Linked DNA regions of Mus musculus: regions 1 and 2 are each linked to region 3. The links are chromatin loops, found by intact Hi-C in ENCODE. Cell type or tissue: heart. All regions are shown on one strand. Each heading gives the region's core, and the rest is flanking DNA. Links, peaks and the distances in the headings are about the cores only. Region 1 has its middle 90 kb from the start of Gm32840. Region 2 overlaps Gm33253 (a long non-coding RNA gene). Region 3 has its middle 27 kb from the start of Gm33149.

Region 1 (6,913 bases), core at 931-5,930, 180 kb before region 3:
ATGAATGGCCTTGTTTGTGTCCTCTGGGTCACATGAAGCAGAAGAGGCTGGCTGCACCCTGCTACACGAAGCCAAGGAAATGCCAGAGGCCCTCGGAGCTGGGTGCTGCAGTGAAGCTGACTCGGTCAGTTCTCACAGTCCTCACAGGTCTGGTATGGCAACTGCAGGCCATGGGCTGTTTGAAAATGGAGCGTTCTCCAAGCCTCCGAAACATACACCATGCTCACGAAGTTATCTCCAGTGCCCCAAGAAGGTAGCTGGTTGGCAAACTGTTTATGGCCTGGTATCAAGACTTCGCTTACTCACTAAGACAATTAGGTAAGATGCTAAACTGTAGACTCAGAAGCAAGTGGTGCTGGCTGGCCTGGGCGGGAAAGAAATGCAGAGTCTCCCCCGAGGGCAATGGGCAGGTACAGGGGTTGGGGGAGAGCAATGGGCAGGTATGGGGGGGGAGCAATGGGCAGCAGGTACAGGGGCGGTTGGGAAATCCAGAGGCAGAGGCTGAGGAAGGGAAGGGAAGGGAAGGGAAGGGAAGGGAAGGGAAGGGAAGGGAAGGGAAGGGAAGGGAAGGGAAGGGAAGGGAAGGGAAGGGAAGGGAAGGGAAGGGAAGAAGGGAAGGGAAGAAGGGAAGGGAAGAAGGGAAGGGAAGAAGGGAAGGGAAGGGAAGGGAAGAAGGGAAGGGAAGGAAAGGGAAGGGAAGGGAAGGGAAGGGAAGGGAAGGGAAGGGAAGGGAAGGGAAGGGAAGGGAAGAAGGGAAGAAGGGAAGAAGGGAAGAAGGGAAGGGAAGGGAAGGGAGGGGAAGGGAAGGGAAGAAGGGAAGGGAAGAAGGGAAGGGAAGAAGGGAAGGGAAGGGAAGGGAAGGGAAGAAGGGAAGGGAAGGGAAGGGAAGGGAAGGGAAGGGAAGGGAAGAAGGGAAGAAGGGAAGAAGGGAAGAAGGGAAGGGAAGGGAAGGGAAGGGAAGGGAAGGGAAGGGAAGGGAAGAAGGGAAGGGAAGGGAAGGGAAGTACATATTGGACCAGAGACATGCATGTAAAAGCTGTTTGATTTCCTCGGGTGAATATTGTCGGGATTAAAGAACCAATGAATGTTAGTTAACTGAGCAGGCCAAATTATCAAAACAAAACAGAGCAGAAACCTAAGTGACTTATTAGCCTACTCCTGGGCAATCTCTTTAAAATTCTTATCTTTCCCCCTCCCCCCAATAATTAGTTTCAAGAATTGTAAGTCAGAGATGAATTATTCATTCCCTTTCCAGAACCTAAGCAGAAATTATGAGATCAAGATAATCATGCAAAAACTATGGCTGAAATTAAAAGGGAAAGATTTGAATTCTCAAAATAACAACACATAACGAACACCCCAGCAAGGCCACTTCAAAATCTGTTTTTTCAAGCCACACAGTTCTGACAGTTGCCAGTAGAGGGGGCTTAGAGGGTCAGCTGACTTGACTATGCCTTGCTAGAAGATTCAATCAACTTAAAGTAAGCCCTCCTTTCTCTATTTACCGAGCCTAATTCTTATTTAATTTCTGGACTTAATGGGTTTAGCGGACAGATTTGTGTAATTTGCTTTCTGGCCCTCACCCACTGAAGCGAGCTGTGATCAGTTGTCCTAGAATGCCGAGCAGCATTAGAAGGAAGGCTCATTCCTAGCCGCCCCACCCCAAGACCCCCGAGTCCCCTCAGGGAAGCCCCTGCCTGCCTCAATCCAGAAGCAGGTGTTTAACTCACAAAGTAAATAAATAACTGCTTGTCTGAGCAATTTCAAAACCACATAAACGCTACTGTTTTATTCATTACATGTCTCCTCCGTGAGAAATTGCCCAGAGCAGAGATTTACCTGAAAATATATGCATCTCCCAAAAAAAAAAAACCAAACAAACAAACAAAAAAAAAACAAAACAAGGAACAAAAAACCTTCATTCTCATAAGATGACCCCGTGTGCATCAAATAAACTGCCCTCTTTGTATGGTTTCTCTCACACCCATGGTGTCCTCCACTATTTAATGGATTTCCAACACAAAATGATGCCTTTTAAATTTAATAGTTAAGGGACACGACTCTTCATAAAAAGCCAAGGAGAGAGGTCACCTGCTGTGCCTGTCTTTCACCCAGGACAGCATTTTCCTTAGTGTAAACACTCGTGAAATCTGCACAAGCCCGGGCATGCCCGCTGAGCTCTGTAGGCTTGTGAAGGCTCCCAGGAGAGCCAGGCATAAAGGCAGATGCAGTAATTTAAAATATCGGTCTGATAAACATTAATGGTTTGGCTTAAGAAGAAAAACTAGCAACCACCTCGTGAGTAGGCTTGTGCTGGGAAAGCCTAGACACAGAAGGTGGCGCAAAACCGGAGCTAACTGGATAATGTTACTTCCAAAGTGGCTGAGCAAGCCCACAGTCCTGCCCTCCTGCTTTTGGTGGACCAGGGAAGTACCACCGAGCCTGCTCCACTCTAGGGCCAGTCCTGACTTCCCTACAGTAGCCAGGCATTCATAGGCTAGGCCACCAGCAAACTACCTAACCTTGAAATGCTCATGGACATTTTGAGACTTCACACAAACCATCCAAGTTGAAATGTCAGGTTTAAAATCAAGCACCCCATCCAGGGCATTTGTAGGAGACATTTGTACGACTGACTGAGGAGACAGTTTGGTGACACCAAGGAAACTTTTGCTTGCAGAGTTCCAAAGCTGGGGAGAGGGGAGGTTTCAGAGGCTCGATTGAGACAAAGGGGAAAGTCATAGTCCCCATAGGATAGATGACTAAACAGGTGCAGTGTGGTGGTGGGGCAGACTAAAGCCCGAAAGAGATCGCTTTCAGCTCTGAGACATTAGCGTGCCAACAGTTTGGACTGAATAGGACTTTAACAGACATAGTCTCAAAAGAGACAAGGCTCCTTTTCTCTAGAGAAGCCTGGAAACCCCAGAGGGTCGGATCGATCAGAGGACAGTGCCGGTGAGGGTGCCCTTGGCTGATGAAGCGCACATAGGGTAGGAGGCAGGAGACTGCCTTAGTAATCACTGAGAATGGACAAGTTACCGAGCGTAGCTGAGCCACCTGCTGGAGATGTCCGGAAGTGCTTGCGGGGGTCAAACGGAGCTGAGGCAGCTGCAAGCCGAGTATCCGTGGAAGACAAAGAACAGGGCGCCAGAACCGCAGCCCTGGGAAAAAATATTTCAGCTCAGTGTTTGTAGAAAGCAGTCAATGAATGTGGACTGAGATTGGGAGGTCCTGAGGCTCCTTGGCATCTTTGGTAAGGCAAGCTGAGCCGTCCTGCATCCACAACTAAATCTGGTGCTCACAGTATGAGGGTGTGTCCTTCAGGGACTTCGGTGACCGACTATTCCAGTTTTAACATTTGTTGGGTGCTAGAGAGGACTCTCCTTGGCTTGGCGTCTCGTGGCGTGGCAGTGCAGGAGCACAAGCACACGGATAACACAGAAACACCGTGGGAGACGGAAGCTACAGCTGCTGCGCCGCCGACTGTCATAACCAGTGCTCGTAATTAGCCCACGCAGGTAGAGCCCTGATGAACAACGGCCACGGGCGAGCTTGCAAAGACGGGCACAGCTCTCTCTCCAGGCCAACTCTACGCTCCTTTGTTTGGCTTTTTCGTTTATCTGTCACCTTTATCTGTCACCTTTGCTTAGTTACAAGTAAAGGATTGCCGAGCTTTGAAACATCATAGGGACTCAGAGGCAGATAAATCTGCGTGCTTGAGCCAACTCCTCAGTGCCACCGCAACCAAAACCCTCTGGTTAGATATGTTTGACTTACAAAGAACATCTTTAATAGCATTATGTAGCATCTAATCTACGAAGGCATTTATTGTAAAACATGCTATAACTTTACTTACAACTAAGACCGAGCCTGCCAATTAAGTTATGTCGCTCTGCCTTCTTGATGGTTAGCATTTTAAATGTGCATTTACTAACAGATCTCTTAAAAACTGACTTAGACTATCCTTAAATGTCCCTTGTACACACATAAACGGAAGTATATAAGCCTAAGCCAGTGGTTTACAACCTTCCTAATACTGAGACCTTTCAACACAGTTCCTCATGTTGTGGTGACCCCAGGCATAATATTTTCATTGCGAAACACAGAGGTTGAGAACCACCGGCTTAAGTTATCTCTGAAACTTTTTCATTCCAAGTCTGACTCTTTAGAGTTGAATTTTAACCTTGAAATATTGGGACATTTCTATATGACACCCTCTCTGTGCATAAGAAACATCACGCTGATTCTTGGCTTCTTTCCTATTTTTATATTCCCATATTTATTTATGTGTGTGGGTAGGTATGCACCATGGTGTGTGTGCAGGGGATCAGAGGGCAATCTACAGGACTTGATTTTTCCCTTTCCACGATGTAAGTCTGGGGATGGAATGAGGCCATTGGGTTTGGTCATCAGTACCCATTGAGCCATCTCACTGGCCCCGTTATGTCTTTAAAATGTTGTTTTGAGAACACAAAACACTCTATACAATTTTACAGGTCATTGAGCTGTCCGAAGGCAAATACCCATCAAATTACTGCCCAGCATTTTTTTTTTAAGAAAAGGAAAATCTAGTAAAATACCCAAGAAACCCTGTGTGCTTCCTCCTGGGCACTGCCTTGGGTCTCTTGCCAGCACTGCCCTTGATATATCACGGTGGATTAATATTTATCAACTAGCTTGTCTCTCCATGGCATTTATGTGAATGAAATGATTCAATGTGCATTTCTTGTTGGGCACTTCTGATGTTCAGCATTATGTTATAAGACGTATGTTTGTCATATGAAACACAGTGGGTTCATTCTCATTGCTACACGGAATTTTTTTATTTACTGTTATCATTTTATGAATCCACTATCTAGTCAATGGGCAGTTGAACTTGGTTTGCATGTTCATGTATTTTCCAGAGCGCTGTGATGAGCTGACTTGGGTGTATCTCCTTCTGCATCCTACCTAATAGTACATATACAGCGCAGAAATGGAAATGCTGTGTGTTTTTAATTCTGGTAAACAATAGCAATAGTTTACAAATCATTTGTGTCAATAGACCAGTTTAGGAAAAGTTCACAATCTTACCGGTGAGTGCTAATTTAAAACAACAGTATGAATCCCACCCCTTTCCCAAACGTATTTAGTCAAATGTCCGTGTTCTGGAAGAAGAATCTCATGGGTAGTGTTTGGATTCTTTAGGTTTGGACTTGCAAAGCCCAAACCATCAAACCATCAGACAAGGTGGGGCGGTATTGCCCAACATGTGTTCTTAGTGACGGCATCCAGTAGGGACCGATGGATGACACACCCAGTAGTACGAGTGTGCTGAGGTCACATGGTATGGTAAATGTGAATAAGGTTTTGTATAAACATACATACAGTATGGTATAAGAGAGAAAAAAAAGAAGTTAAGGGTGAATTAAAGCAAGAAGAGTTGAGATGCCTGGCCATTAACAAGAGCCAATAACGATCAAAGGAGAGTAACACTTTAATTTTGCACTTCAGGTAGTTTTATTCTAGTAGTCTTCCCAAGGGCCCTAATAAGGTTATCTTAGTGCACTGGCATTGCCCAACCCTTCTGTTTTCTTTGAAGCTTGGCAACCCTACCACAGCCTGTTTTAGTCTTCAACTATTCTTTCTCTTCCCTAGGAGGACAAAAATATGTTTGTAAGTATCCAGAGACTCCCTCTGTCATGTATATGAATATATGAACTATGTCAATGTATCTCTTACTTATCTATGTATTATGTACCTATCTATGAACCTATGTATGTATCATCTATCTATCTATCTATCTATCTATCTATCTATCTAACTAACTAACTATCTATCCAACTATATATCTATCCAACTATATATCTATATATCTCTATGTTTCTATGTATGTATTTAACTATGTATCTATTTATCCAACTATGTATTTATGTATCTACCTATGTTTCTATGTATCTATATATCTATCCAACTATGTATCTATCTATGTATCTTTCTATGTATCTATCTTTCTATGTATGTATGTATGTATGTATGTATGTATGTATGTATCTATCTATCTATCTATCTATCTATCTATCTATCTCTACACGTGGTCTGTTAACCTTTCTAAATTTGTCACAAACCGTCTGTATACATTTTTCCACATATTTTTAAATGACTCAATCCATGAATCATTGCAATGATGAGGTTTTTCCCTAAGTTACAATCAGTAAGAAACCACAACAACTGAGTTACCAGCTTCTGTCAGGCAGACTTTCCTAACTCTGGCGCTGTCAGCCTCTAGCTCCCTCATCATTCCTGGGGTGTTGGCATTTCCTGTCTCTGCCCTTTCTACCTCCAAGAGCACCAGACCTAAAGAGAAGGTCACCTGTGTATAGAAATTGCCTCCCACAGTTACATGGCCTCTAAGATAAGGATGCAGACTGGGACATTAATGGGTCACTGAAGATACTGGGCTTTTGTTCTGAGCCCTTGGCTTGCCCCCACTCTCCTAAGGCTTCCTTGTTCTCTCACTCACCTGTTCGGCATTTGTTAAGCGGATTAATACTTTAACTCTACTTTGGCTTCTTTAAAACATTTCAAAGGGCAAGGTGACATTTCCGGTTTTCGTAGCCTAGTGCAGTTCTCTCTGAACATATCAGACAACAACCGACCTGTTAATCTCCACAAGCTTGTATAGTCTATTCCGTTCCTGTTCTTTGTTTCCTTCCCCTTCACATTAGTTATAAAGTAATGAAGCCTAGATCAATAAGTTTGGTCTCCAGGCAACAGAGAAAACACCAATCAATTTAATCTTATGAAGAGCCCTTTGTAAATCCAATTCTTTAGAAAAACCTTTGTACTTAGAAAATGATAAATAAAACAAGCTTCTAAACATTCTTTTTGTTTGATTCTGTTTATGTTCTACATGTGAGATCATAGGCGCACA
Region 2 (6,913 bases), core at 611-5,610, 53 kb after region 3:
GTTTGAAGAATCTACTTTTAGAATCATATTTATAGAAGGAAATGTGTTTTAAGCAGATGTACACTGGAACACAATGCAAAATCTAAAACAGATCTGGAGGTATAGGGGGCTGACATGGAAACCTGAGAGTAGAAAGGAAGAAAAAATTTTAAATACGGTTTGAAATTTTCATCTGGTGTGGATGCGTGTAAAACCCCAAATTTGCAGTCTGGAGAGATGGCTCCATGTTCAAGAGTGCTCAATGTTCTGCCAGATAATAAGAGTTTGGTTCCCAGCACCCACTACTCCAGGGAATCTAACACCCTCCAGGCCCCCAAAGGGCACACACACAGTGTAAACAGACTTACACACGAAAATAAAAACAAACCTGACCAAGCCAGCTCAGTCAGTCAACTGGGTCTCCAGGGAGGGAGTGAGGATTGAAAAGAAAAAGCCAATTAGACAACGCTATAACATGGCTCCAACCACGCTGAGGCTGAAGTGGGTTTATTTTATTTTTTTTATATTTTATTTTATTTTATTCCAGTCTGATTTTATACCATTCTAGGTACATACAAAAAATATAGTCAGTCCTAAGACATAAACAGAGTAGCTAAGGAACAAGCAAGGCATAAACAAAGGTCCCACGATTACTGTACTCAGAGTCTTAACAAGACCCATCCAGATAAAAGGACATAGACCTCAGCAGGATTCATCTTGAGCCTACTTCCTTGTGCTATCCCGATGTCAAAATTCCTGCCAAATTCCTAGAAGGCAGCCCCAAAAGCTCTTCACACAAAGCTTTGAAAAAAATCTTTTGTATCAAACTTCGTTTATGAAACCTAACCCGTTCCCTCACGGGTTTATGGGTTGTGTCAGCCTCACATGGAGTCCCCCTTTAACCTCGCTTGCCCGCTGCCTTCCTTCAACCCTATCAAAAGCCGCGAGCTCCTCCTGGTGCCCAGCCAGTTCCTTGGGATGTGGGGTGCAGATGATTGGTCTGAAACTGGAGGCAAACTGAAGCCCAGGTCTTAGCAAAATAAAAGTTCATTTCTCACTCACATAAAATCCAAAACAAGGCTTTCTGGCTGCATGGCAAAAGAGGGGTGGAGATGGAGGAAGACCCTTACCCATACTGTCATTTGAAACTCTAAAGTGGGAGTCTCTAGGACTTTCTCTATGGGGCCTCTAAGATCATCCAGGATGCCCCTGCAGCTGCAAAGGGCGAAAGCCCAGAGAGCGTGCCATTACTTCAAGTCACATTCCACTGACAAGAATTACTCAGAGCCCCATCTGGTTGTAAGGGAGGGCTGGGCTTAGAAAAACAGGTTGAGATTTGTGTGTGTTGTCAGAAAGACAGTCTGCCATCTTTGCTATAGCAAAGTACAAAGGGAGAAAGAAATGAACCACACCCAGGACAGCGAGCAGGCTTGTCGTAGTTAGAAATCACGTCTCTGGGAGAGGAAAATAGGTAGACAAAGGCAGGTAGCTATTAGAGGAAGATTCGTGCCTACTAGTTAAGAATTTTACTTTGAGTTAGCCATGAATTAGACCTTGAAAGAAGCATCAGTCCCACGTGCCTTCCTAATAAGGAAATTCATGATTTTAAAAAGGAGCCGTGGCGTCACTAAGGACTCTTCATGAAACCCTCACAGCCTTTCCAGTTCCCGTCAGTCAGTGTGCGACTGCTGTGGTGGACTTTCAGAACATTGCTGGGGATGGTGGACTGCCATCCATGTTCATTCCTGCCTGTGAAGTTCTTGATTCTTCTCCTTTCTTCTGACCCTTACCATCTGTCTCTAAATTCCCCGGCACACCCCCTGATCCCTCACCCCACCCCCTACCCCACCCCTGCCGCCATGACTGCTGGGACTCATTTTGGCACAACAGTCGGCAACTCAGTGATTATCACCCATCTATTCAGTGCAGAGAAAATGTCATTTACTTCTCTAGGCCTGTATGACATTGCACCAACCATAAATTAATCTTCACCACACAGCACTCGAGGGTGACATTTTGACACCTTTTTTAACATGTCAAAAAAAATACAATTTCCTTTCAAATAAGTCAATACAAAAGATTTGTCACTGTTCTCCATGACAATTTATTACATCTTGATCAACATTCCCTATTTTTAGGGGGCCAAGCGGGGAGGAATCTTTGACTTTATAATAGGGATCAACGGGAAAAGGAAATTTGCTTCATAGAAATTCACATCTGCAGTCAACTTTAGTCTTTAATTCTTTTATTTAGTGTGTGTGTGTGTGTGTGTGTGTGTGTGTGTGTGTGTGTGTGTGTGTGATATAGCGCACGTGTGCAAGTCAGAGGACAACTTGCAAGGTTGCTTCCCTCCTTCTGGCTTGTGGGTTCTGAGCATTGAATTCGGGTTGTCCGGTTTGGAGATGAGTGCCTTCTCCTTCTGAGCCATAATCTTGCAGGCTCCACAGTCAACCTTCCGACACTTGCACTTGCTCCGTAATAGAGATGTAGGGGCTTCGTCCTTAAAATGTTTGTGGAGCAAACAGGAAGAACTTCTGAGTTTAGAACACATAAAAACACACATACACACACACTTGTACGCATAAGCCACATTTAAAAAAATAATTTAAAAACAACATAATAGTACATTCACTCTATCTACTGTTTTAATTTTCTGTAGATTTCAAAAATTTGATTTTTGGTCCCCCCATGCTGGAGAATCACTGTTGTTAGTGCGCCATCTAGTGGGTATGTTGCATGATTTAATTTTTTATTTTTTTTATTTTTTTTATTTTTTATTTTTTCCTTAGGCTTTGTTGGGGTAGAAGAGGCTTTCAACGATCCAATGAGCTCTCTTTGGAAGGACATGGGGATCAGACTGTTGTATAACACAGACAATGGCAAAATGTGGAATCATCCAAAAATTTACCAGCGAGCCACAGAAATCCTTACTTAGTCAATATAATTGAAGAATGAAAGATCAGAACAAGTCAACGTATTCGTTGGGTGATCATACAGAAGGCACAAATCACCTGCACACCAGCAGTTTACCTAAAGCCTAAATACGGTAAAATGTGTTTGACACTACACGTAAATTATAGTTAGCTTTATTCTTGATCTGAAAGGATACTTTTAGGTCCCCACAGATCTACTCTTTAAATAGATATGCTCTATGCTAAAGAACCAAGGTGTGTCTCTGAGCTTTCTGCTTGCTTAAAGTTAAAGTTAAAAGTGATGATCTTGTATTTGTCAAGGAGCAGGGTGTGAAGGACGGTGCGTTTGTCACTTTAATTGACCCTTTGCGGATCTATACCTATTTTCACACGCTCCTATATATTGACGTTTAGTACTGAATACTCAATAAAGACAGAGATAAATGAGAGCCATTTGTGCTGCTTAGTTATAGACTGGCCTTCAGAGCCCTGCTTTTCCATCGCTACGTAAAGGGGGAGGGGCTTCCTTCCGCAGCTCCGTGGTCTTTCACAGACAGTGTATGAGGGAAGGCACAGCGGCTGTATGCGAGGACAAAACCACAAAATCGTGCGCAGCGGCCATGTAAAGATAATATGGAGAACGGGCATAAGAATGGGTGGCCGCATGCTCGCCCAGACACAGAGCAGACACTGTGTCACTCTTACCATGACAGATGTTGCAATCATGATTATGAAGGAACCATTGTCACGTATGCAATTGTTGCAGGAGACTTGCCTTTAAGTAGACGCTGAGAAAGGGAGACCAGAACCTGTCACTCACATTCTTAATATGGGGGAGGGGAAACACTCTGATGCTTTGCCCCCTTTGATCTTGTCAGCAAACTGGCAGAGAGCCTTTGACAAGTGAAGTGTCTGGAGTTAAGTAAGACCCACTCCTGAGTAAGACCTAAGTGTCTGATTCCGAAGGCCCTGTTCACAGATGTGGCCGAAAGTACCTTAAAGCCATGTACCGGATGCACACACTGTGTGTGATTCTCAATGACACGCACTCAGGAGCCGGGGAGCCAAGCGGACTTTTCCTAGTTGCAGCAATGAAGCCATCAGGTGGGCAGAGCATCCACAGCAGTTAACCTGGACATGCTATCGATTGGGTCAGTAATGGCTGACCTGCTGATGTGGCAGAAGCCAGGCTTACAATCACTGGGGAAACATGATCTTTAAATGCTGAGGTAGATACATGCTTTGCCAGGGTTTTTAAAGGATGTAGATATCACCATTCGGGCATATTTACTCCTTCAGGTTTCCTCCCAATGACCAACATCCAGAATGTCTTATAACATGCATTACCGTACAGCAGTTTTAACCAATGTCCGTTACCAATGTCCGTTAGACCAAGATATCAGGTTAGTAATTTTACCTGACACGAGCGCTGTGCCATACAATGGCCCAAGTTTGAAGGTTGAGACCTCAAGGATAAAGTTCTCTGTTGTTATCATGTACAATTTATAAAGTGTGTTCATTTGTACTGCATGCTTTTCTAAGCTACATACTAGCTCAGCACCATGCTAAGCCACTGGCTTAAAAGATCATAAATAGCCCAGAATGCATTGATACATTGCAACCAGAGAATAATTGGGTAGAGTTTGTTGAAAGTATTCTGAAGATCAAATCCTTGCAAGTAGCCAGCTGCTCAAGTCTCTTCCTCCCTGGCCAAGCAGACGCCAACCCTGGGGCCAGGGATGGATTGTCTCTGGACTAAGCCCATCCAGTATTCTTGGGTGAAGATATGCAAAAACAACAACAACAATAAAAAAATCAAAACAAACAAAAAACCCTAAAACCAAACAACAAAAAACAAACAAGCAGAAAGTTTGCCTCCTGGTTAACATGGATAAAAGCAAAGAATAAACCCTTTGTCTTTCCTACTGTTTTGCCCAGGTCAAAGGTCCCATCTCTGGAGAGCACATCGGACATTTGTGACCCTGACTCAGAGAGCATGAGAGCAAAGGTCAGCTGCGGAAGGACAGGGGTCTCTCAACGGATGCTGACTCTGGGTTCCTCCCTGTGACAGAGAGGTCTATTTCCAGGAGTTGCTGATATTACGTTTTCCTGTTAACTTGAACTTCTTTATTAGATCAGACTATATATGAGATATACAGTATGGCCGTTTTTGTAAATCAAAAATTGTAAAGATAAGCAGTTTTATACGATCGCACCGATTTTTTTTTTTTGTATTGATGCAACATTCAAAACCATTTGACTTCTCCAGTGGTCCAAACCTCGTTGTCCAATACTGCCACCCGAAAACACTTAGAGAACATGGGGAGGCGAGGTGCGGGTGGGGGGAGCCAAAGGATCCTTGATGTGCAATCAATGGCATGCTGGTAAGTAAAATCGTGTAGGGGAGGGGCAACTCTGAGGGAGCAGGGCAACTCTGACTGGTCAATGTATGTGTAATGCTTCCTCCTCCTGTGTCCAAGTCAGTGTGTCCCCTCAAGGTCACTGAACAGAGTTAGACACACATGTTTGCTGTCATGACTGGCTCCTTAACCAGCTCCAGCACACCCCTCACTGCCTGTGCCAGGGCTGTGACACTATGCTACAGTGCGCGGAAGTCAGAGATGCTTTTAGAGGGTGATCAATTACTTGTTTCAACACTTATCATTCTTGAGGTTAGACAAAGCTACGAGGAAAGAAAGACACATAATTAGGAGTTGGGGAAACTGACAAGATACGTCTATCTTTTGATCTGTTTAGACCTTATAAGAAAGAGAAATCTCTGAGCAGAGTCAAGAGTCCCCAAACTTGAATTTAAGTGAGTTTTTCAAACTATCTCTTCTGTCACCTAACTCCATCAGTTGTCTCTAAGAGAGCAATTTTCACTGGTTATTGGCTTCTTAAGCAATGAAAGTTCTGTTGCAGCCAAAGATGAAGTATTTGTCTTCCACTTGGGGCCCAAGACCTATATAAATCGTCCCACACAGGGTTACAAATAACACAAATACACACACACACACACACACACACACACACACACACACACACACATCCTGCCCCTTCCTCCCATTCCCCTGCCTCCCCCTTCCACCACTGTATCCTTTTCCCTCCTTCCACTGTTCCTAGTTTTTAAACATTCCTTCAGTCTGTGCCCTGCTGTAAGTCACTCCCTAGTGTGTATAACGTTAGCTTTCTTGCTGTACCTTGACCTGAGAGAGTCCATTTTCTAAAACAGCATCTGGCTCCATTTTGAGTGCAGATGCAAAGGCGGGATGCACCTCATTGTGCATCTACCTAGAAGCCACCCTTCATCCAGCATCACTCACAAGGCTCAGAATGAAGAGGAGTGTATTCCTAGCAGTAAAATGTTTCCACATAGACGACACCAAAGTAGACTGGGAACATGTGAGCACATGAGTGTACTAAAAACACTTGAAAACAACAAAAACTAGGCCCAGGGCTAACTAAAAACACAAGACCAACAAAGGGTACAGCAGATGCCACGGCTGGACACAGCCCACTCAAGCTTCCATCTGTCCATCTGTCTATCCATCCATCCAGATTGGTCCTGCACTTCGCCTCCACATTCTGCAACCTATTTCTCTCTAGATCATCTCAATTTGCTGCCTGACACGACCCTGAGCTTGGCCATGGTCATGCGGTGGCTCTCCAGCTAGGCTATCATTTTATCTAAACATCTGCAGTGACACTCAGCATTGCCAACATCTCTCCTCCCCCTCCCCCACAGGCCTCTTTGAATACCTTGAACTCTACTGTGGCCTCTTTCATACTTTTCTAGCTGTATTAATCCCAGCACAAGGGAGGCAGAGGCAGAGACAGGTGGATCTCTATGAGTTCAAGGTCAGCCTGATCTACAGAGCAAGTTCCAGGACATCCAGGGCTACACAGAGAAATCCTGTCTCAAAAAATAACAACAACAACAACAACAACAACAACAACAACAAAAATCCATCATGGTTGAGCAGCATGGCAGCACGCTGCAGGCATGGATACTTGGGTCAGAG
Region 3 (6,913 bases), core at 762-5,761:
TAAATAGCAGTTTCCAGTTGTCTGGCTTTGTCTGCACCAGCAATCCTGGGTCCCTCAGACAGTCCTCAATTAGGTCCTCCTGCAGGAGATGTTTTTACAGCTGTGTGCCCCCCCCCCGCCCCCAGCATTTACATAGAGGTGGCCCACTGTCTCTTCTACAAAAGAGAACAAAGGTAAAAATTACGTATTGCTTCTAGAAATCTTGGAAGCAAGAATACCGTGGGCCATTGAGGGAAAAGGCTTTATCAGCCTAGAATCAAGTACCTTGTAAATCCATCACTCAAAACCAGGGAAAAATGAAGACTTTCTCAGACAAATAGTGAGGGGCATGCTGTCTAGTGAGCTCACCTTCCAAGAAATGTTCAAAATCAGTTGTTTAAGAAGAAGGAAAATCGCCGGGCGTGGTTGCCCACGCCTTTAATCCCAGCACTTGGGAGGCAGAGGCAGGCGGATTTCTGAGTTCGAGGCCAGCCTGGTCTACAGAGTGAGTTCCAGGACAGCCAGGGCTACACAGAGAAACCCTGTCTCGGAAAAAGAAGAAGAAGAAGAAGAAGAAGAAGAAGAAGAAGAAGAAGAAGAAGAAGAAGAAGAAGAAGAAGAAGAAGAAGAAGAAGAAGAAGAAGAAGAAGAAGGAAAATTGGGGGCTGGTGAGATGACTCAGCGGGTAAGGGCACTGACTGCTCTTCCGAAGGTCCTGAGTTCAAATCCCAGCAACCACATGGTGGCTCACAACCACCCATAATGAGATCTGATGCTCTCTTCTGGTGTGTCTGAAGTCAGCTACAGTGAACTTATGTATAATAATAATAAATAAATCTTTAAAGACGAAGAGGAAGAAGAAGAATCACCAGGCATGGCGGCACACACCTTTAACTTCGGCACTTGGGAGGCAGAGGCAGGGGAATCTCTCTGAATTTGGGGTGATCTTTGTCTACACAGTGAGTTCCAGGACAGCCAGGGCTGTGTAGAGAGATCTTATCTCAAAAGCCAAGGGAAAAAGGAGAGAAAGGAAGAAAGAAAGAGAAAGAAAGAAAGAAAGAAAGAAGGAAGGAAGGAAGGAAAGAAAAGCACACAAGTAATACACTTGGATATAAAGAAAGCCAGAGAAAGAGTAAGTGGAGATAAATTTTCAAATGTGCTCTACAGCTCCATATTAATTAGGGACGAAGGCAGCACTGAGAAATGACAGGGGGTCAGTTCATGAAGAATATGTAACAATTTATGTGTAGTTGCCTAACGATAGAATGCTAAGCTAGGCAAGCAATGGTGGCAGAATTACACAGAAGTGAGTAAGTCCACTATTACATTCGGAGACTGTCACTGCTGGGCACTATTGTATCTAAGGCAGGAAGAAATGACAGAGTCTGGGAAGGGACGGGGCAGTGACTGTGAAGCTTAGTCCCAGCAAGATGGTGAAGTAGTGGTTTGTGGTAAGAATACTGCCCCCTCCAGGTGGGGGTGCACCCATGGTGGCAAATTCTCAGTGGTGGAGGTATGCCATGGTTCCTGTCTCCAGAGGACAGCGCATTAACAGCAGTTCTGGTTCCAAGATGTCACCTCAGAGACACCACACTGTCCATGGAAAGCAGGGCACAGCCACCAAGTCCTCCTTTGGGGACACTGGGGCTCATAGAATCCAGGTAGTTTTCTGTGCTGGGCCAACCACCCATGAGTTCTACAGAGAGTCCATAATGACCACCCTGTCAGTGTGCAGGGTCCCAATGTCCAAGGTGCCGATGTCCAGTCCCCTGATGTACGCCATACTCTCTTTAGTTGTTTTGTCGGAATGTGGTAGTTTATTCTTCTCTTTGGCTATCCTTGTGGAAGGGGGTGAGCACTAGAGGTGTTTATCTTATTGACACGACTCTGCTAAGGACTCTTAAATGTCACCCATAAGAAAATGAATGGGTGCTGGGATTTGAACCAGGGTCCTCTGCAGCCCTGACCAACCCCAATACCCAATTCTAGAGGTGAGAGCAGCAGGTCTCACCTATTGCTGGGGCCCTGAAACGCCATGAACTATGGAGATGGTTTGGTAGCTTCCAACAAAACTAAACACACCACCACGTTACAGTAACCAGGCTTTTACATGTACTCAAATGACCCGGGAACATATGCCCACCCACAGATGCTGATAGCAGCTTTATATCTGATCCAGAACTTGGAAGGAACCAAGCATCCTTCAGGTCAGTGGGAGAGTAGATTGTGGCCCATCCAGACAAGGGCTTGTACTCGGCAGTGAGGAAAATGAACCGTCTTGACAAGGAAGCAAGTGGGGGAAACTTAGAGGTTCTTTGACGAGGGAAACAACCAATCACATAACAAGAAACACTGTAAGACCCCCCCCCCCACCAGTGGCAGGACCAAGTTACAGAGAAGGCAGAACATTCAGTAGTGGAGAGGTTGGAGGGAGTGGGTGGGGAGTGAGTGGAGACATATAGGACAGTGGTGGTACTCTGTACGCAGCATAGGAGAAAACACCGCTTTAGCTCTAGTTCCAAACTCCCAGAACGTACAGTTCCAGGTGAAGACCAAGGTAAACTACGGACGTGTGAAGCTGATTAACTAGTCATGTTGAGCACCAGCAGCAGGCAGAAACTCTGTGTGGATGGTTGTAGTTTGGAGATGTCCAGAGGACACATGGGCTTCTCTCTGCACTTTTCTCTCAATTTTGCTCTTGACCTAAGGCTGCTCTTAAAAAGGGAAATCTGTTAAAAGAGAACCCCTTTCTGAAAGTTGTTCTCTGACCTCCCCCCCCCCATGAGTCCCCTCCCCCACCCCCATGCACAAGTAAATAAGTGTGATTTCAAAATGTTGAGCTGTCGGGGGCTTGAGATGTAAATTTCACATAATAAAATACAAATTCTCATATCTGACTTCAAGCACTTATTTTCTTCAGAAATGCTCTACTGGCTGCCAGCTTTGCCTGAGACTCCAGTGAAGAAGAAAAAATAATAAAAATGAGTCAGGTTTCTGCTTCACATTTCAATGAGTGTAAATGTGGGCAGTGTCTCCAGTCTCTTAATTGCTAAGTGATTAGTCGGGTTTTTAAGTTACTTGCCTACTTGCCTATCTTCTTTACATTTTAAATAAGGCCTGACCTTAAACTGTTGCCACTGAGCAAATTCGGCTTGCTTTTACAGATGCGGGAACCTAATGAACAAGGTTAGTGCTGCCACCTACTGTTGGAGGAGGAAGTAAATTGCGTTTCCCACGCAGTCAATTTGGAAAGACGCGGGGCAGCCAAATTGCTGGCCTGATCTCGGGCGGGGAAAGCCTGTACTATTATCTGGAAAAGAAGGGCAAGGTGATCAATGAAACTTTTGAGATAGACGTGGAAGATTCTGGAAACAAAGAATAAGTGTCAAGAGATCTGTCCAACTTCTCGGCCAGGAGATTTCCTGGGGCTCTGATGTCTTTAGCAAGCCCTAGTTCCATTTCTCTTGTATTGCTTCTGTCTGTGGCACATTACAGGACAGTGTAGGGCTTCAGAACTGTCCCTGGGGGACGGGTGGGAGTGTAGAAAGCTTCCTTGGCCTTCGTCTTCCCTACCCCTGCCTAGATTCTAAACTGGCTATCTTTCAGCCATCGGAATCTCATTTTTCCTCTTCCAGATACTTTCCACCACAACCTGGGTCACAGCGGGTGCATTATGTCACACTGCCTATTTTAAAGGCTGTGTATCATGTGATATCTCACAGTTCATCACCTTACAGCTATTCAGGTGTCCCATGAAGAGCTGTCACCTAGGCTGCTGGGAAGTGACCCAGAATGCAGCCTAGCAACCAAATGGAAACACGCACAGCCTAGTTCAAATTGTTAGGCAGGACTTTCTATAAAACTCAAAATAACATCAGCATCGGACAATATTTGTCCTTATCAACTCAAAGGAGGTTTGGGCAGGTCTGGGAGGGTAAGACTAAAAAATTCAGGAAGTTTGATATACATAGTCACACACACACACACACACACACACACACACACACACACACACTATCTCCAACAGCACTTGTAACAGGACTTGCTTTGGGACTGCCAGCTTCCAAATAATGACACAGAGACATATATTTATTTATGAATGCCTAGGCCTGAAGTTAGGTTTGTTTCCAGCTGGCTCGGAGCTCAACTATTCCGTTTATGCTAATCTAAGTCTCACCATGTAACTGGTTAGCTACCTCTCCTTCCTTCCAGGCCTGCAGCTTCTTCTCCATCTTCTTGATGAATCCTCCCGGGCCTGACTCTCTCCCAGAGTTCCCCTCTCTTCCAGGAAGTCCCACCTTCTATTTCCTGTTTTTGTTACAGGCCGTCAGCTTTTTGATAAACCAGTCAGAAGGTGAGAGAGGGTGGGTTTACAAAATATGATGCAGCCATATTAATAACGACACCAAAGTCAGCTTGTACTTGGCCCTCTGCCAACAGAGAGATCAGCATTTGAATAATACAAAGACGGTGTTTACACGGTGCACAATATTATCCCAACAGTGAGTTCTCCCAACAACTCCAGTAATGGCTCTAGTTAGACAGTCGTCTTCTTCCTTGACCACTGGACCATCCTGTGATGGGTTACACATCTGCAAACAATATACGTATTTCTAAGAACTGTGTGGGATTGTGTCTTCTTCCAAAATAAAGAACTCCCCTGTGCTAGTTAATGACTCTAATCTTAGAACTTGGGAGACTGAGGCAGGGGGATGACCATGATTTCAAGGCCAATGTTGGCAACATAATGAGGTCTTGGCCAGCCTTGGCTATAGAAGGAGACCTTATCTCAAAAGAGGAGGCAGGAATATGAGGAAAGAGAAGTAGAGGAAAAAAGAAAGAGACTCAAAGTTGGCCACAGATTTAAATATAAATGTAAAGCATGAAAAAAATCACATTCTTTACCCTCATTTTCAAATCAACTTAGGCAGATTAGTTCATCACTTTTCTCTAACGTTCTGGATTTTTCTAGGTAATCCGAGTATGCAAAGTGCGAGTCATTCTTGAACAGAAGGTTATAGGAGCTGAACGGGCATCTCTTTCACAGGACCATTCGATGGTCACTGGAATAGAAAGCTTTACCTATGTGATGCAGAGGTTGCTGGGCTCCTACTACTGTGTTGAAGCTGTGTGAAGACAGGCTTACAAACGGATCCAGGCATCACGTGCCAGAACTCAAATCCCTGCTGTAACAGTCACTTGTACATCCCTGGTGTGATTGTCATCTTAGAGGCTGGCTGATGAGTAAGCTTGCCCTTTCTGAACTCTGGCTGGCTGGTTCAACTCAACTGCTCTGGCTCAAACTCCCCTCCAAGATGACTGATTCAATCTGGCTTCTCTTGGCTTCTCACTAAATTGCTCTGCTTGGCCTCAAACTAACTCTGGCAATCTGTTCTAATCTTCTGGATCCTTCTCTGGCTCCTTCTGTCTTCATCTGGAACCTGTCTCTGTAAAACTGTCCCCGTAAAAACTGCCTCTCTCCCCCTCTTTTCCATGCTCCCCTCTTGAGCTAGCTCTTTCCTGTCTGTTCTCACGAGAAATGGGCATATCCCTTCTCTGACTCTGCCAAGTCCTTCTCTGATCCATCACTTTGTCTGCCCCTCGATTAGAAATCACTTTCAAACATGGCTGCTTCCTTCTATAAACTAACCTTACCTTAATGGTGTGTAGTAAAGGCATGTCTATATTCCAGCCAGGGGGATGAAAGGCATGTGACATTAAATTCCAATAGATCACACAGACCTAGGTCTTTGGATGTGATTAGAGCAGCCATGTTCCTGGATTAAAATTCCTCTACATCCTGTCCCACCAGTGTTGGACCTGTGTCTTTCTATTGTTTATTTCACCCCTAGTAATCTCTGTTTCCTCAACAGATAAGCTGCACTTGCTAGTACTACTGATGAGACTGTCTTAGTCAATGTTCTTTTGCTGGGAAGAGACACCATGACCAAGGCAACTCTTACAAAAGGAAGTATTGAATTGGGGTCTGGCTTACAGTTTCAGAGAGATTAGTTCATTATCATCATGGCAGGAAGCATTGTGGCACACATGGAGCTGAAGCAGTAGCCGAGAGTCACACTCTGTTTCACAAGCACACACTCACACAGAGGGAAGCAGGGAGAGAGAGAGAGAGAGAGAGACAGAACCTGGCATGGTTTTTGAAACCCCAAGGCACACCCACAATACCACACTTCCTCCAACAAAGCCATACCTTCTAATCCTATGGAAGAGTGCCACTCCCTGGTGACTAAGCATGCAAGTATATGAGCCATTCTTATCCAAACCACCGCAAATACTAGCCCTATTCTTGGCACTTCCCAAGTTCTCAGTTACCATGAGCTGCAGTTATTAGGTAGAATAAGTTACTCAGCAGATTCTGACTGCCGTGAAACAGCAGCGTCAGTCATTGACTTGCCTTGCTCATTTAGCTGGTATCGATTAGGAAGCGCTGAATTTAGAAGATGCCTGATTGACTAACAGGATCTCATTATCAATAATGGAGATACTAGGGTTATTAACATTCCTCAAATTAAATAGGAAAGTCCCTCCTGGAATTCTCTTCTCCTTTTCTTTCTCTTTTCCTTCTCCTCCCCTCCTTTTTTCCTGTCTCCTCCTTCCTCCTGCCTGACGTTTTGTTGGTTGGTTGGTTTTGTTTGTTTGTTTGTTTGTGTTGGGATTGAGCCCACGGTCTTCTGTGTAAAGACGAGTTTCTTTCGCTGAGTTACAATACCCCATGCCTTGACTTTTCTATGTGGATGCTGTGTCGTCTGTGAATGGACTTTTGTCCTTCTCAGTACCTTAGCCTTTGACTGATTTGCTGTCCCAGCGAGTTAACTAAAACTCCCGTAAGATGCTGAGAAGGAGTGTTATTTAAGAAGTCCTTTCCTTGCTCCTGATCCATGTGGAAAGCTTCTAGTTTTTCACTGTTGATCAG

The links. A loop is a pair of places that touch in the nucleus more often than their neighbours do. Peaks named below come from ENCODE experiments on the same cell type or tissue, not always from the same donor. Only the 100,000 strongest peaks of a DNase experiment are listed, where the experiment ranks them.
Region 1: a loop joins it to region 3, with 2.8 times the contacts of the local background. A loop is called at or near these places in 22 of 42 quality-filtered maps.
Region 2: it touches region 3 in a loop (5-fold over the local background); 7 of 42 quality-filtered maps call a loop at or near these places.

Annotation. Positions count from the first base shown.
Region 1 is chr15:96,950,536-96,957,448 of GRCm38, forward strand. No RefSeq gene overlaps it. Among named protein-coding and RNA genes, the nearest start is that of Gm32840, 90 kb to the right of the region's middle. In heart, for the core only: CTCF peaks have their summits at 1,416 (motif pointing right) and 3,075 (motif pointing left); no DNase peak of the experiment used is centred there; H3K4me3 peaks cover 960 bases; H3K27ac peaks cover 890 bases.
Region 2 is chr15:97,185,340-97,192,252 of GRCm38, forward strand. It overlaps Gm33253 (a long non-coding RNA gene), which reads left to right. Exons shown (of 4, transcript XR_003951518.1): 3 at 2,769-3,025; 4 at 4,830-5,199. It overlaps Gm33205 (a long non-coding RNA gene), which reads right to left. Exons shown (of 4, transcript XR_875636.1): 4 at 2,076-2,479. Among named protein-coding and RNA genes, the nearest start is that of Gm33253, 5.8 kb to the left of the region's middle. In heart, for the core only: CTCF peaks have their summits at 939 and 2,674 (motif pointing left); no DNase peak of the experiment used is centred there; H3K27ac peaks cover 247 bases.
Region 3 is chr15:97,132,298-97,139,210 of GRCm38, forward strand. No RefSeq gene overlaps it. Among named protein-coding and RNA genes, the nearest start is that of Gm33149, 27 kb to the right of the region's middle. In heart, for the core only: a CTCF peak has its summit at 3,181 (motif pointing left); no DNase peak of the experiment used is centred there; H3K27ac peaks cover 1,220 bases.